2 separate regions of the Mus musculus genome follow, and region 2 is linked to region 1. Evidence: chromatin contacts called from ENCODE POLR2A ChIA-PET data. All regions are on one chromosome and are shown on one strand. Each heading gives the region's core, a stretch centred on a gene start or an enhancer-like site at or near the end of the contact. The rest is flanking DNA. Distances are from core to core; before and after follow the strand shown. Region 1 holds the start of Arrdc2 (arrestin domain containing 2). Region 2 holds the start of Use1 (unconventional SNARE in the ER 1 homolog (S. cerevisiae)).

Region 1 (7,163 bases), core at 1,742-4,241:
TAGCCCTTGGTGCAGGTTTGATTGGTGCCTGGGATTAGTCCCTGCTTGTATAGAGACCCCTTGGACAAAGGACCAGGCCTGGGCCGTGGCTCTGCCCGCCCACATCCCTTGCCAGTTGGCTAAGCTCACCCTCTGGCCGATCCATCATGGTGCACAGGCCCCAGTCTTGCAGGAAGCTGGCGCGGCTGCCCACACTAGCGGAGCGGCTGCCCAGAGGATGCAGGGGGACCGTGCCTATGACCAGAGGCAGCTCCAGCAGCAGCTTGGACGAGCCTGGAATGTCCACGAAGACCTGAAGGGAGCAGCAGCGAAGTGGGCTACCAGCCCACCTGTGCCCTCCCCCTTGGTTTGGACGACAGGATGTAAGGGAGCCCTGGGTACCTTGAGTGAGTAGTCCACACTAAGCACGCGGCACTGCAAGATGGACGGGCCCACCGGGGGGATACGCAGCGCACGACCGGGCCACAGCGCACGGCGATTCGGGCCCACAGGCTCCCCGTCCACACTGGCCACCACAGCACGCTTCTGCTTGCGGGCACCTCGGGCCATGAAGGTCTGTGTCTGTACTAGGGCAGCACGGGGCTGCACAGCTCGCGTGGAACCATTGTCAATCTCCGCAAAGATAGGGATGACCTCGCCTACAGCAGACAGCAGCTTGCCTCAGTTTCCCCACTACCGATTACCCATTCCAGCTGCACACAGCTCCCCATGTTACCTGGAGTGTAGCCTTTGCGGTCAATCTTGGCCGAGAGGGACACGAGGCCACGTGTGCAGTACCAGGATCGTGCCACCTTCTCCCGGGCTCCAGCCTGGGGTTCCTAGGGAGACACCAAGTGCATTTTGAGCACTGGGCACACCAAGGGTCATTTTGAGCACTGGGCACTTGGAGACCTGAGTCTTATAGAAAGACTGAGACAAGCGGGCTGTTTTAAGTTTTGACCAGATACCCCCAAATAACATAACCCTGTCTCTTTTTATGTTTGTTTGTTTGCTTGTTTGTTTTCGAGACAGGGTTTCTCTGTGTAGCCCTGGCTGTCTTAGAACTCACTTTGTAGACCAGGCTGGCCTTGAACTCAGAAATCCACCTGCCTCTGCCTTAAAGGCGTGCATCACCACTGCCTGGCCAACCCTATCTTAGGAAGCCAAAAGTTGAATAAAAATTAAAAATAAGCCAGGCGTGGTGGCGCACGCCTTTAATCCCAGCACTTGGGAGGCAGAGGCAGGCAGATTTCTAAGTTCAAGGCCATCCTGGTCTACAGAGTGAGTTCCAGGACAGCCGGGGCTACACAGAGAAACCCTGTCTTGAAAAAAACAAAATAAGTAAATAAATAATAAAAACAAGACTAGATGTGGTGGCACCTATCTTTAGTCCCAGCAGGTATATTTCTATGGGCTTAGTTAGGGCCAGCCTGGTCTACTCAGTGAATCTCAGACCAGCCAGGATTACACAGAGAGAGACCTTTCTAAAATTAAAAAAAAAAAAAAAAGTCGGGCAGTGGTGGCACATGCCTTTAATTCCAGCACTTGGTAGGCAGAGGCAGGCAGATTTCTGAGTTCGAGGCCAGCCTTATCTACAAAGTGAGTTCCAGGACATCCAGGGCTATACAGAGAAACCCTGTTTCAAAAAAACCAAAACAAAACAAAACAAAAAACAAAAACAAACAAGAAAAGAAAAAGAAATAAAGCAAAACCCAAAACCAGTAAAGACAAAAGCAAACACAAAAACAAAAATAGCCCTATCATATCCTGCTTTCCAAATGGGGTATCTGAGGCTGGGAAAGAGCAAGATACCTTCCCAGAGGCACACAGCAGGTGAGCACCCTCAGAATTTGCACTTACCTATAGTGGGTTTTAAACTCACCACTAACTCCTGGCTCCCTGTTACAGAGGTCATTTGAGACCCTCAAATCTAAAAGGTGTCAAGCAGCCAGGCTGGACCCCAACCCCCATGGGGCAGCCACTTGCCAGCAGGGCAGGTGTGTTTATGTCCACAGGTTCAATGACAGTGAACACCTTCCGGGCGCAGCGTGCAGGGACCCATGGCCGGTGCAGAGTGGCTTTGATGGAATAGCGGACGCTGCCGTGTTTGCCCTCGAAGGATGTCACCAGGGAGCTGGGGTGGCAAGAGTGGGTAATCAGAGGATCACTATCAGGAGATAGTGGGGTGAAGGGCATACAAGAGGGATGTCCCGAGAAGTCAGGGCTGAGGGAACCCTAGATGCCCAGCCAGAAGGCGACAGTGGGGCTTACATAGGCAGCTGGAAGCTGAAGGGAAACTCGTGGCGTCCAGCGGGAAGCGTGGCGATATCCCCCGAGTCTAGGAACAAGACCCGGGGCTCAGCGGACGTAGGCCTGGGAATCGCATGCTCGGTGCGCCCCAAAAGGTCCCCAGCCCGTACCTGGCGCGAGCAGCGTGGCGCGGTGGTTCACGACTTCCACGCGCTCGCTGTAACTCTGAGTATAAGCAGTGCTGGAGCCCGCGCTGCGCGACTCCGTCCAGTGCGCGCGCGCGCGGCCCCGAGCGCGCAGCCTGAGCGCGCCCACGCGTGCCGCGCCCGCAAGCTCCAACAGTACCCGGCCTGCCACGGCCTGGCCTCCGTGGAACACGGGCTCGGTGCCCGTGCGCGCCCCGTCTATCTCTACTACGAACGCCTTCACCTTATCGAACAGCATTGCGGTGACGGTCGCGAACCCAAAAAAGAGATCGGCCAGGTGCTCGAACCCGCGAAAAGAAAGAGCTAGAGACTGCGAACGCAGCGGGCTCGAACTACGTACACACACAAGCGGGACAACAGGACGGAAGACCGCTGGGGACCCGCAGCTGCGTCGCACTTATAGGACGGTTGGAGGGCGGGGCCTGAGGAGAAGACCGCACCTACCGGAAGAGACTCCGCAAACACAGCAGTAGGGAACGGGACCCCAGAAAAGACTAGGCCAATAGCGCGGCGAAGGAATGGCCTGAGGAGAAAGCCACACCTTCAGGAGAAGACTCCACCAATAGCGCGCTGAGGAGGCGGGGCCTGAAAAAGCCTGGTTCTGCTGAGAGAATTAGGCCAAAGGCTCCACGAGGGCGGTGGCCTGATAGAAAGCTCCCCCCCCTACAAGGGACCAGGCCAATAGCGTGTGAAGGGCGTGGTCTGAGGGGGCAAAATCAGCTCCTGCGAGAAAGTCAGTAGCATCGAGGGGCGGGGCGGGGCGGGGCGTTAGAGAAAGCCTCGCCTACCGGAAAGAACTTCACCAATAGCGCGGTGGGGCGTGGCCTCACGAGGCTCCAGACAAAATAACCCTTGCTTGGTTCTGAACCGGAGCCTAAGTGGGAGGTGCTGCAGCGCGGCTCTGCCGCCTTAGGTCTCGCAAATACACAAACAAGGAAGCCCAGGAATAGGGAAACTGGTCTTAGTCACCCAGCGTGACAACTGTCACTATTTTTTTTTTCTGTTGCTTTTTGAGACGGGTTCTCATGTAGCCCAAACTTACCTGGGACTTGAGACAGTCCCCCTGCTTCTGTTTACAAGATTGGCCAGTAGTTTTGTGTTCCCTTGGCTAGTCTGGAACTCACTGTGTAGACCAGGCTGGCCTTGAACTCATAGAGGCGAGGTTGCCACTGCTTCCCGAGTGCTGGAATTAAAGCTCAAATCGGATTTCTGAACCCGAAAGCTTTATTTTCTTCTGAGGCCAAGTCTCACATAGCCTCCAATGCATCTCGTACTCTAACCAAGCCCGATGTTGAATTTGCCATCCTCCACCAGTCTTCCAGAGCTGACTTGATAGGCGTTTGCCTTAGTACCTGACTGTTTCTTAAACTTAAAAAAAAAAAGATTTATTTATTTGTATATGTATATGAGTACACTGTAGCTGTCTTCAGACACACCAGAAGAGAGCCATTACAGATGGCTGTGAGCCACTGTGTGGTTCCTGGGAATTGAACTCAGGATCTCTGGAAGAGCAGTCTGTGCTCTTAGCCACTGAGCCATCTCTCCTGCCCGGCCTGGCTTTTTCTTATGTTTTCAGACAGGATCTCACACTGTAACCCAGGCTGCCCGGGAACTCAAGGCAATGGAACTCCGGTGTCAGCCTCTTAGATGCTGGGTTCGCAGGTGTGTCCACTAGGCCAGAACCTCCCAGCTTAATCATCAACTCGCTGCCGCCTGCAGACCTATCTGGGGCACCTTTTTTCAGGCCCATTGTTTCCGGCGATGCGAATTGGTGGGGACAGGGAAGTGTTGGTCCTTTCCCCCCCCCCCCGCATTGGGCACCCCCATTCAACCTAAAGGACCCTGGCAAGGGACAAGGAGGATGTGCCTCAATTTCCACTTCCATAAGGCCTAGGGGAACTTAGTCCCTCAGATCCAGAAAGGGATTGCCGTGCATAGGCAGCAAATCCAGGAGACTCTGATATTTTGAGTCAAGGGCTGCAGTGTACCTGGGGATAGGGAGACCCTTCTGGAATGTAACAGGAAGAATTGCTCCTGCAGGGAAACCTGCCCGGCATTTGTAGACACGGGCACCCCCTGGTGGACATGGGATGTACTGCGGCTCGTATTCACTCCTGAGCCCAGCTGTGTGAACGAACACAGGTTCACAGCCTTATGAACCAGGCTGCAGCACCCCCTGCCCGCAGCCTGGAGAGGACAAGGCGGCCTGGAGGACCAGAGAAGTCCCACAGGTCTTGGACTAAAGAAAAGTGCGGGAATTGAAGACGCCCCCTCCCAGAGTGAGTGTACCACACAGATAAGTCTCGGAGACCAGAGAGAGGGTTTGGCCTTCGCCTGGAGTCACGGAGTAAGTCACACCCCACCCAACCCCACCCCACCCCGTGTGTGTTAGAGGAAGTCCTCAGTGAAAGTCTGGGTGGCTTCAGGATTTCCTTTGAGTCACCTGGAGAAAAAAGTTTCAACGGGGTCTCTTCCTGGCCCACTGGACAGACGCTGACTTCCTTCATCCAACTGAGGATTTATCTGTTTAGAGCAGCTGGAAGCAGATGTGGGGCCCCGCTTCTGACCTGCCTATTTCACGGTCCGGCATAGTGAAGCCTGGCTTAGCTGAGTGAGTGAGTGAGGGGCAGGGAGCCCAGAGACACCACATCTGCCCTGCAGGCACACAGCAAGGCTCAGGGATAGGAATGCCCTAGGGGTCTCATAAGTGAACTGGGAGGGGTTATGACCCGGATTCACAGTGGAATGTCTTCCATTGCAGTCTGCCACAGGCTCCTTCCCAGTGGGAGAGATTCCCTTCCTATCCACAAACACCATCAGACCCGCCCCCACTTCAGGGACAGACCCAGAGTAGCAGACAAGGCAAGGTAAACTGAGACAGAATTCGGGGTGCACACACGAGAAGCTTCTTTGAGAATCGGGACCCCCTCACCTGGAGGTCCTAAACAGGAGACTCTCTAGCCCATCCTGGGTTTCCACAGATCCTGAATCCCCTGCTTTAATTGGGAGTGTTCCACTGTCAACCTCTATTTCTAGGTTGTCACAGGCCTGAAATAGGGACATAGTCCAGGCAGGAGGACTTCATCCAGGATAGATGGGCGTCCCTATGTGAAATCCTAACTCTGGGAGCCCTTATGATTTTTGTGACAGTATATGTTAGCTCAGGCTACCCTCAAATTATGAGGCCCTGATCCTCCTGCCTCAGCTCCCCAGTGCTGGAATGACAGATATGTGCAGCCACATCTAACTTTTTAAGAAAAGTCTTGAGAAAGGGTCTCTCTGTGTAGCTCTGGCTGGCCTTGAGCTTCTGGAAATCCACCTGCCTCAGCTTCCTGAGTGTCTACTGCTTCTGCGAGCTCACCTGGAAGTAACATCTGCTGGTGTCACAGGTTGTCTTGGCTGCGGTGAAGTCACTGGCCACGGCGTTCACGCCTACGCTGCGCTCCAACCGCGCACCACCACCTCAGGTGCTTGCACATGCAGCAGTGCGGCTGCCTGGAACATCACCAGCCTGGCAGCCGCTGCCCCCGACCCCCGCGGCGCCCGAAGCTGCGCAGGGAGCCCAGCTGCATGTCCCACGAACCGGGTCCCTAGACACCCGGACTTCCTACTCCATGACGTTGATTATTAAGTCCGGGGCAGGGAAAATGTGTCCTCTGACCGAGGCGATCTGTGGCCTCACAACTGCGTTTTATTCTCTCTCTCTCCCTCCTTCCCTCCGTCCTTCCCCCCCTCCCTTTCTTTTTGGTTTTCTGTATAGCCCTGGCTGTTCTGGAACTCACTTTGTAGACCAGGCTGGCCTCGAACTCAGAAATCCGCCTGCCTCTGCCTCCCAAATGCTGGGAGTAAAGGCTTGCACCACGCCAGGCCATTTTATACTCTCATTTAGCCCCAGCCCGCCTCCCGGTGATGCACAGACCTTAGAAACACGCAGCGCGCAGTTGGAATCTGAAGGACCCTGTTGTCCTCCACGCCCAAATGTTTCACCAGAATCCCAAGTCACCTACAGCCTTGTTTATTTCTGTGCCACCCCACGTCTTACACTGTATACACTGCAACCCACCTGCCTTTGCCTCCTAGGTGTTAGGAATAAAGGCATGTGTCACATTGACCTGCCTTGTTTATTTCTTCTGGACCTGTTTTGATCTCAGTCCCCTTCCTGATGGACAGGAGCTAATACTGGGCTCAGAAGGGGCAGGATGGGTCCATGTTTCCCAAGCCCTCATGGGCAGTCTTAGGAAGGAGGGGGTATTTATTGAGCACCTACTGTCTGACCCGTGTGGGGGTTGGGTTAGGCCTGTTTCCCACAGCAGCAGGGGAATAAAGCCTGCCCAGGTCCACCCCAGAGCTCCACCCCACAAACTTATAGAATCCAAACTGGGCCTCTGGGTTCCCACACAGGTCCACTATCTCCCAAGACAGGTGGCTGAAAGTCTGATCAGAGGACACTGTGACTTAGGCTGCTCTTGATAAGCCGCCCATGCCTGTGAGGTGTCTCAGTGTTCCCCAAGTACCCAAAGTCTGAAGCCTAAGGTCTGAAGTGACCGTGGTGACTCTGCTCGTCTGTAACCCTGGCCTCTCACCCTCCCGTGTGTCCTTACTTTGACATCAGGATCCCCAAGTAGAATCTATCCGCTTATGCTGTTTAACAAGTGTGTTTGCCTCAGACCATTGCTGTGTGGCTACAGGCAAGTGGCCTCACCTCTCTGAATTCTCATTTGTTTGTAT
Region 2 (7,163 bases), core at 2,314-4,813, 530 kb after region 1:
AGCTATGATTATGGATGGCTGCAAACTGACATGCGGTGCTGAAAATTGAACCTAGGCCCTCTGAGGGATCAGTGAGTGCCTTTAACCTTTGAGTCATTTCTCCAGAACCCTGAGGTTGTGGTGGTTACTGGAAAAACCTGTTTCTAGTTGTAGTACTTTAGTACACACCTTTAATCCCCCTGGCTTGAATGCAGATATCCCCTTAGTACAAGCCTTTAATCCCAAACAATTAAGGTAAAATTAGTTTGGGCTGGAAAGGTGGCTTAGCTGTTAAGAGCACAGGCTGCTCTTCCAGAGGTCCTGAGTTCAATTCCCAGCAATCACATGGTAGCTCACAACCATCTGTAACAGAATCTGATGCCCTCTTCTGGTGTGTCTGAAGACAGCTACAGTGTACTCACAGACATAAATAAATAAATCTCTTTTTTTAAAAAAGACAAAAAAAATTTTTTAAGGATGTGTTTGAATGTTTAATTTAGAGTGACAGGGGCCTGGTGAGATGGCTCAGTGGGTAAGAGCACCCGACTGCTCTTCCGAAGGTCAGGAGTTCAAATCCCAGCAACCACATGGTGGCTCACAACCATCCGATCACGAGATCTGACTCCCTCTTCTGGAGTGTCTGAAGACAGCTACAGTGTACTTACATATAATAAATAAATAAATAAATCTTTAAAAAAAAATTTAGAGTGACAAAGTGATGAATCAGAGAAAGATTTGACAGAATTGGATATGCCACGAGAAAAGAGGAAAGGGAAGCAATGTAGAGAGGAGGCAGCTTTACTGGAACAGACTGAACGGAGAACAGCTAGACACAGGTGAAGACAGAACAAACCAGGGAATGAGAAGGAACCAGAAAGTTAGAACAGATTGCTAGAGTTTGAGGCAAAGCAGAGCAATTCAGGAGAGGCTACAACGGGCCAGTTTGAATCAGTTGGAGCCAGAAAAGGTGAGATAAATCAGCCAGTCAGAGGTCAGAAAGAACTAGAAAGGGTGAGCATATTCTGCAGCAAGTCTCAGAGGCTGAAAACATTCCAGGCCTAGATTAGATTGTACAGAGGCTAGAAGCTTCCAAGGCTAGGCCTAGGTTAGCAGACATGGGCAATAAGCCTCCAAGACAATTCCATAGGTGAATAAAAGTTACATTAACACTCCAGTGCCACCATCAATCACCTTTTGATGTCATCCTTATCCTGAACTGGACAGAACCTCCACAGGGCAGCCTAGAGTCTGCTTAAGCTCTGCCACACAGTTACCTGCCTGACTCGCCATAAAAGGGGCTGCTTTCCCCCCTTCACTTCTCTTGTTCTTGCCTTCTTGCTCCTTCACTGTACTCTTCCCCCTCCCCTCTCTCTACATGTTCATGGCCAGCCTCTATTTCTCTTCTCTCTTCCCCCCTCCCTCCTTCCCTCTTTCTCTTTCTCTCTCTGCCTTTCTCTGCCTCAACTACCCTCCCCATGCATTGAATAAACTATTCTATACCATCGTGTGGATGGTCCCTCAGGGGGAAGGGATGCCTCAGCATGGGCCCATGGAGGTACCCCCTTCCTCCATACCTAACTACACATCCACCAAAACATATCTCCTCTCTTTATCTTTTTATAAACACATCAGTCACTCCACAGAAGTGCTCCTTTGTGGACCCTGAACTCAGTATTCCATAGCACATTTTCTGAAGTGAATGGGACCCCAGGAAACCTGCTATGCTCTGGTCCTTATGAAGGCCAGTCACAAGCAGTGGCAGATAGGCTCAACCACTCAATAGGAGAGAACCCATTCCACAAGTTGTCCTCTAATCCCCAGGTGTGCACTGTGATGTATGACACAAGAGCACATGCACACACAAATAATCAAATTTAAAATGTAAGACATCCCACCCAATGCCAGGTCTTAGGTATGTGTGACTGTTGTTTCTTTATTCCATGTCACTCCATTTCGGTCAATCCCAAAGTAATGCAGGTTGTAGCAGCAGGTGAGCAGAAGAGCAAAAAAATGGTACATACATACAACACAGCATCTTTCCTCTTTAGAAAGGAGACACATTCTGTGGGTGTGGTAGTCAGGATGGCGTGCAGGTACTAGTGTGGCACAGGCCTTTAATCTCAAAAGAGGCCAGTCAGGGCTGTATAGTGAGAGCTAGCTCCGAACAGTGCTTACTGTTCTTTCAGAGGACATAGGGCTTCTATTGCTGGGAAGAGACACCATGACCATGGCAACTTTTATAAAGGAAAAATTGGGGGGCGGGGGGGGCTGGTTCACAGGAGTTTAGTCCATCATTGTCATGTCAGGAAGTATGGTGACACTCAGACAGAGGTAGCTGAGGAGTCCATATCTGAATCAGCAGGCAGCAGGAAAAGGACTGTATTCCAGTAGGCCTAGTTTTTGAGACCTCAAAGCACACCCCACCCCATGGTGTACTTCCTCCAATATGGCCACTGCCTGTGGTTTACTATGGGCTCATTTTGATTCAAACCACAAGCAACAAGGCTCAGTATTCAATTACCAGCATCACATGGCCCTCACAGTCACCATAACTCCAGTGCTCGGGGATCCAGTATCATTTTTGTTTTTTAAGGTTTAAATAGTTTTTTAGAGACAGGGTTTCTCTGTGTAGCCCTGGCTGTCTTGGAACTCTCTCTGTAGACCAAGCTGGCCTCAAACTCAAAGATCCACCTGCCTCTTTCTCCTGAGTGCTAGGATTAAAACCCTACCACCACCCTGCCCAGGTTAAAATGTTATGTTTAATTGTGTGTTGGTGTGTGCATATGAAACGTGAAGAAATCAGAGGTGTCAGATCCCCGGAGTCACAGGCATCTTTTCTAAAAACGTGGACTGAGACGGCTTGTCTAGCATTTCTAATGCTCATAAGTTACATGCGAGTGAAAGAGGTAAACCTAATATTGGTTCACAACCACGGTAAATCCAGCTCCAGGGCATCCTGGCTTGTTTTATAATCCTCATGGCATTCATTCCCTGATCCCTGAATTTCTCATTGGCTAAGTTCTTCGGGAGGTACAATATTCTCCATCCTTCGGGGCCTCGATCATGTAGCCGACTACATGTAACCTAAAATGAAAGAGAGTTGCTGGTAGCTAGGGAAGGGGGGGCCATGGACCATGATTTATTAAAGCTCAGGATGCTGGCAGCCAGGACTGGAAACTAGCAGGTCCGGCCAGATGGAAACGCCCAACTGACACGTCATCAAGCAGGGTCGGGGGAGACCCCAGGTCAAGGTTCCCGCTACAGAGGTAGAAAACACGTGCACTGCGCGCGCAGAGGCGAGGTGAACAAGCGGAATGCAATGACCGGCGAGGGAAGATGAGGAATGGCTTTTCCAGTCCTTTCAACGAATTCTCGCCGGACATAATCGGCTGTTCAGGGCCTACATGGACTACAGAGACTCTGCTTCAAAAAACGAAAAAGGCCAGGTATCAAGACCATCATTTTAAAAAGAGACAGGGACGAAAACGATTTATCTTTGAATAAACTGCGGCTTGAAATAAAACTCTACTTCCGTCCCAAGCGTAGCAGGGCGGACCTCGGAGGGGAAGGACCTCACTCAGGCACTTCCGCCCTTTTCTAAGATGGCGCAGGCGGAAGGAGCCTATCATCGCCCGCTGGCGACGTCGCGGTTGGAGTTGAACCTGGTACGGCTGCTTTGTCGCTGTGAGTCGATGGCGGCAGAAAAACGAGAACCGGACGAGTGGCGACTGGAGAAGGTGAGGGATTCCCACGCCGCCGCAAAGGCCTGCGAACCAACTCCACAGGCCACTGTCTCCGCTCCTTCTGGTCCGCGGCGACACGCCCCTCGTGCGTAACCCCTGACGTCCTAGTTTTCTCCCTACAGCTTCACGCACAGGCCACGCCCTCTCAATTCTAGGTCTTCGCTTATGTCCCCTCCCCTCTCTGACTCCTCTCCGGGTCCCACCCCTCTCCCTGGTTTGCTCCTGCCTTGGGCCACTGGCTTGGCTGACACCATACCTTCCCTCCCAGTATGTGGGTGCCCTGGAAGACATGCTGCAGGCCCTGAAAGTTCAAGCAAGGTGAGTGTGGGGGCACCGAGTCACCACCTCCTACGACGGCACAGCAGCAGACTAACTTTTTCCTGCTGCCTTTCAGTAAACCGGCCTCAGAAGTGATCAGCGAGTACTCCCGCAAAGTGGACTTTCTGAAGGGCATGCTGCAGGCCGAGAAGTTGGTGAGCCTGCCCTCCCATCCCTCAGGCGGGCCTCACTCAGTTCCCCACAGCCCCTAGGACCAGGGCACAGCCCCCCAGTAACTCGTCTTCCCCTTCCTATGTCTCCTCAGACCTCCTCCTCTGAAAAAGCTCTAGCTAACCAGTTCCTGGCTCCTGGCCGCGTGCCCACCACAGCCAAGGAGCGGGTGCCTGCCACCAAGACTGTACATTTGCAGTCTAGGGCACGTTACACCAGTGAGATGCGGAGTGAGCTGTTGGGCATGGTACGATTCCCTCCCTTGTACTTGGGACCAACCTCTGGATAGCAAAAAGAGTAGTCTTCAGAGGGGAAAGACTGGAATAATACCACAAACTCTAGTGGGCCTTAGGCAAGGCTTCCCCAGGAAGGCACTGTGCTCAAGAAGAGGAATTTGGCTGGGTGGTGGTAGTACACGTCTTTAAACCTCAGCACTGAGGAGGCAGAGGCAGGCAGATCTTTGTGAGTTCAAAGCCAGCCTGCTTGCTCTACAGAATAAGTCCAGTAATCAGGGCTACACAGAGAAACTCTGTCTTAAAAAAAATTAGCAAAACAAAGAAGAATGGACCACATCTGGTTAAACCCCAGAGTTGGCCCCACAGCTTTACATGAGTCAGCCCAAAGCAGAGAGAGATTTAGGGAAGATATCAAAGAGCATGGCCTCATTCCTCTCTCCTCCCCACAGGAACCATCTGGAGGTGAGACATGCTGAGCATGACTGTTCCTGCCACCCCACAGCCCTCATGCCTGCCCATCCCCCTTGATTTTTCCCAGCCCAGGAAGAGGTCCCAGGGTCATCTTTGCCTGAGGGGAGGCTGAGAAAGAGGATGGTTCCCAGCACAGTGCTAGGCCATTGAGAGGGATCTGGGACCAGGGAGAGTGGGCAAAAAGCAGTTCACAGGCAGAACAGCATTTTGCTGATCAAGGTCAGAAGTTTGGAAACAAGAAAGCTATCTTCTTTGTTCTTGGCCTCTTTTGCTTCCAGAATGTGAGGTGGACATGAGGAAACGAGCGTGAGTATTTCAGCCACAGCGTGACAGGGAAGGGAAATGAGCGGCTGAAGCTGGGGCCCCTGAGCTGCTATAAGGACCAGCTGCCTGCTGGAAGTCCTTTCTGGGGCTGCTGTTCCCAGAATGTAAAAGAGCAGGGGAAACTGAGTCCCCAGTAGAACTGAGGGTGGTGCCATGGGCCCTGGGATCCTTGGGAAAGGGCCACATGGATGTCTTTACCTATCACTACTGGGGACCTACAAATGTGGCGTCAGCAGTGCGAAGGGGTCCAGACCTGCAGATGAGAGGCAGTCAGCATCCGAGCTAGACCTCGTCCTCCAGAGGCACCAGGGCCTCCAGGAAAAGCTGGCTGAGGAGATGCTAGGCCTGGCCCGCAGCCTCAAGACCAACACACTGGCTGCCCAGAGTGTCATCAAGAAGGACAATCAGGTGTGGTAACACTGCTGCCTCTGTCTGCCTCAGAAAGCTCTGCAAAAAAGGGGCATTGTGACTGGTGTTTTGCTGGTTGAGCAAGAGTTTGTTAAAGCCCAGGGGGAGGGGGTAGCTGAGCATGCTTGGCCGAGGTCACACTATGCACCAGAAGCACAGGCTACTCAGGAAAAGTCATACTTGGGTCTCAGTCTTGTTGACACAGCCCCTTCTTCTCCCACAGACCCTGTCACATTCACTCAAGATGGCAGACCAGAACCTGGAGAAGCTGAAGCTGGAGTCGGAGAGATTGGAGCAGCATGCACAGAAGTCAGTGAACTGGCTGCTGTGGGCCATGCTCATTGTCGTGTGCTTCGTGTTCATCAGCATGATCCTGTTTATCCGAATCATGCCCAGGCTGAAATAAAACAAGAAAGCCTGCACACCAACCCACATGTCTTCAGTGCTAGCAGTGTGTGTGTGTGTGTGTGTGTGTTGCAGGGGGTGCCTGGGCTGCAGGGTGGTGCCAGCCAGGACACCTCTATCCTGAAGTCAGCCTACAGCCCTTCACCTGGCCACTCTGCTCCAAAGGCGTAGGGCAGCCTACAATACACAACAAAACCAAGTCTCAAAAACAGGAAGAAAAGTTAAAACCTGCCTGGGAGAGCAGTGGCCACGCAGATCCCCTCCCTAGGGAGGCAGACTGAGTTTAGGGCCAGCCTGGTATACACAGAAAATTATAGGCCAGACAGGGCCACATAGTGGGACCTTGACTCCATCTTCCAAAAATAGCACAAGAAAGGCTTGTCAGGCGGCTCAGTTGGTAAAGACACTTGCCACAAAGCCTGACAGCCTGAGTTCCACCCCAGAGCATGAGCAAAATAAGCAGTAAGAGTTAGGGACAAAAAAGCCAATCAAAAACTATATTTAGCCAGGCACTGGTGGCGCACGCCTTTAATCCCAGCACTTGGGAGGCAGAGGCAGGTAGATTTCTGAGTTCAAGGCCAGCCTGGTCTACAGCGTGAGTTCCAGGACAGCCAGGGCTATACAGAGAAACCCTGTCTCAAACAAACAAACAAAAAACAACAACAAAAACAAAATTAAAAACTAATAAATATATTTGGGCCGGGAGTAGTGGTGCATGCCTTTAATCCCAGCACTTGAGAGGCAGAGGAAGGCAGATTTCTGAGTTTAAGGTCAGCCTGGTCTACAAAGTGAGGACAGCCAGGGCTACACAGAGAAACCCTGTCTCGAAAAACCAAAAAAAAATATATATACATATATATGTGTGTGTGTGTGTATATAAATATAGATAGATAGGCTGGAAAGATGGCTCAGTGGATAAGAGCACCGACTGTTCTTCCGGAGGTCATCAGTTAAATCCCAGCAACCACATGATGGCTCACAACCATCTGTACAGCTACAATATTCTCATATACATGAAATAAATCTTTAAAAATAAATATATTAACTGTAATGGTAACTTCAGGGAGTCTGACATGCACACACACATAGTTAGCATAATAAACGTCAC

What was found. ChIA-PET counts read pairs that join two places held with the same protein, here RNA polymerase II (POLR2A).
Region 2: POLR2A ChIA-PET joins it to region 1 with 11 read pairs in embryonic stem cell. The contact joins the promoter of Use1 here to the promoter of Arrdc2 in region 1. POLR2A ChIA-PET finds 5 or more read pairs at or near these places in 2 of 5 experiments (Patski and embryonic stem cell).

What each region holds. Positions count from the first base shown.
Region 1 is chr8:70,836,729-70,843,891 of GRCm38, forward strand. Arrdc2 (arrestin domain containing 2) reads right to left here and starts at 2,992. Exons shown (of 8, transcript NM_027560.1): 1 at 2,400-2,992; 2 at 2,251-2,317; 3 at 1,966-2,113; 4 at 716-818; 5 at 382-638; 6 at 130-292. The coding sequence starts at 2,673. Kcnn1 (potassium intermediate/small conductance calcium-activated channel, subfamily N, member 1) reads right to left here. Exons shown (of 10, transcript NM_032397.3): 10 at 6,436-7,163.
Region 2 is chr8:71,363,654-71,370,816 of GRCm38, forward strand. It overlaps Use1 (unconventional SNARE in the ER 1 homolog (S. cerevisiae)), which reads left to right and starts at 3,564. Exons shown (of 8, transcript NM_025917.4): 1 at 3,564-3,716; 2 at 3,991-4,040; 3 at 4,117-4,195; 4 at 4,306-4,458; 5 at 4,897-4,909; 6 at 5,197-5,224; 7 at 5,479-5,650; 8 at 5,874-6,079. The coding sequence starts at 3,582. The coding sequence ends at 6,056.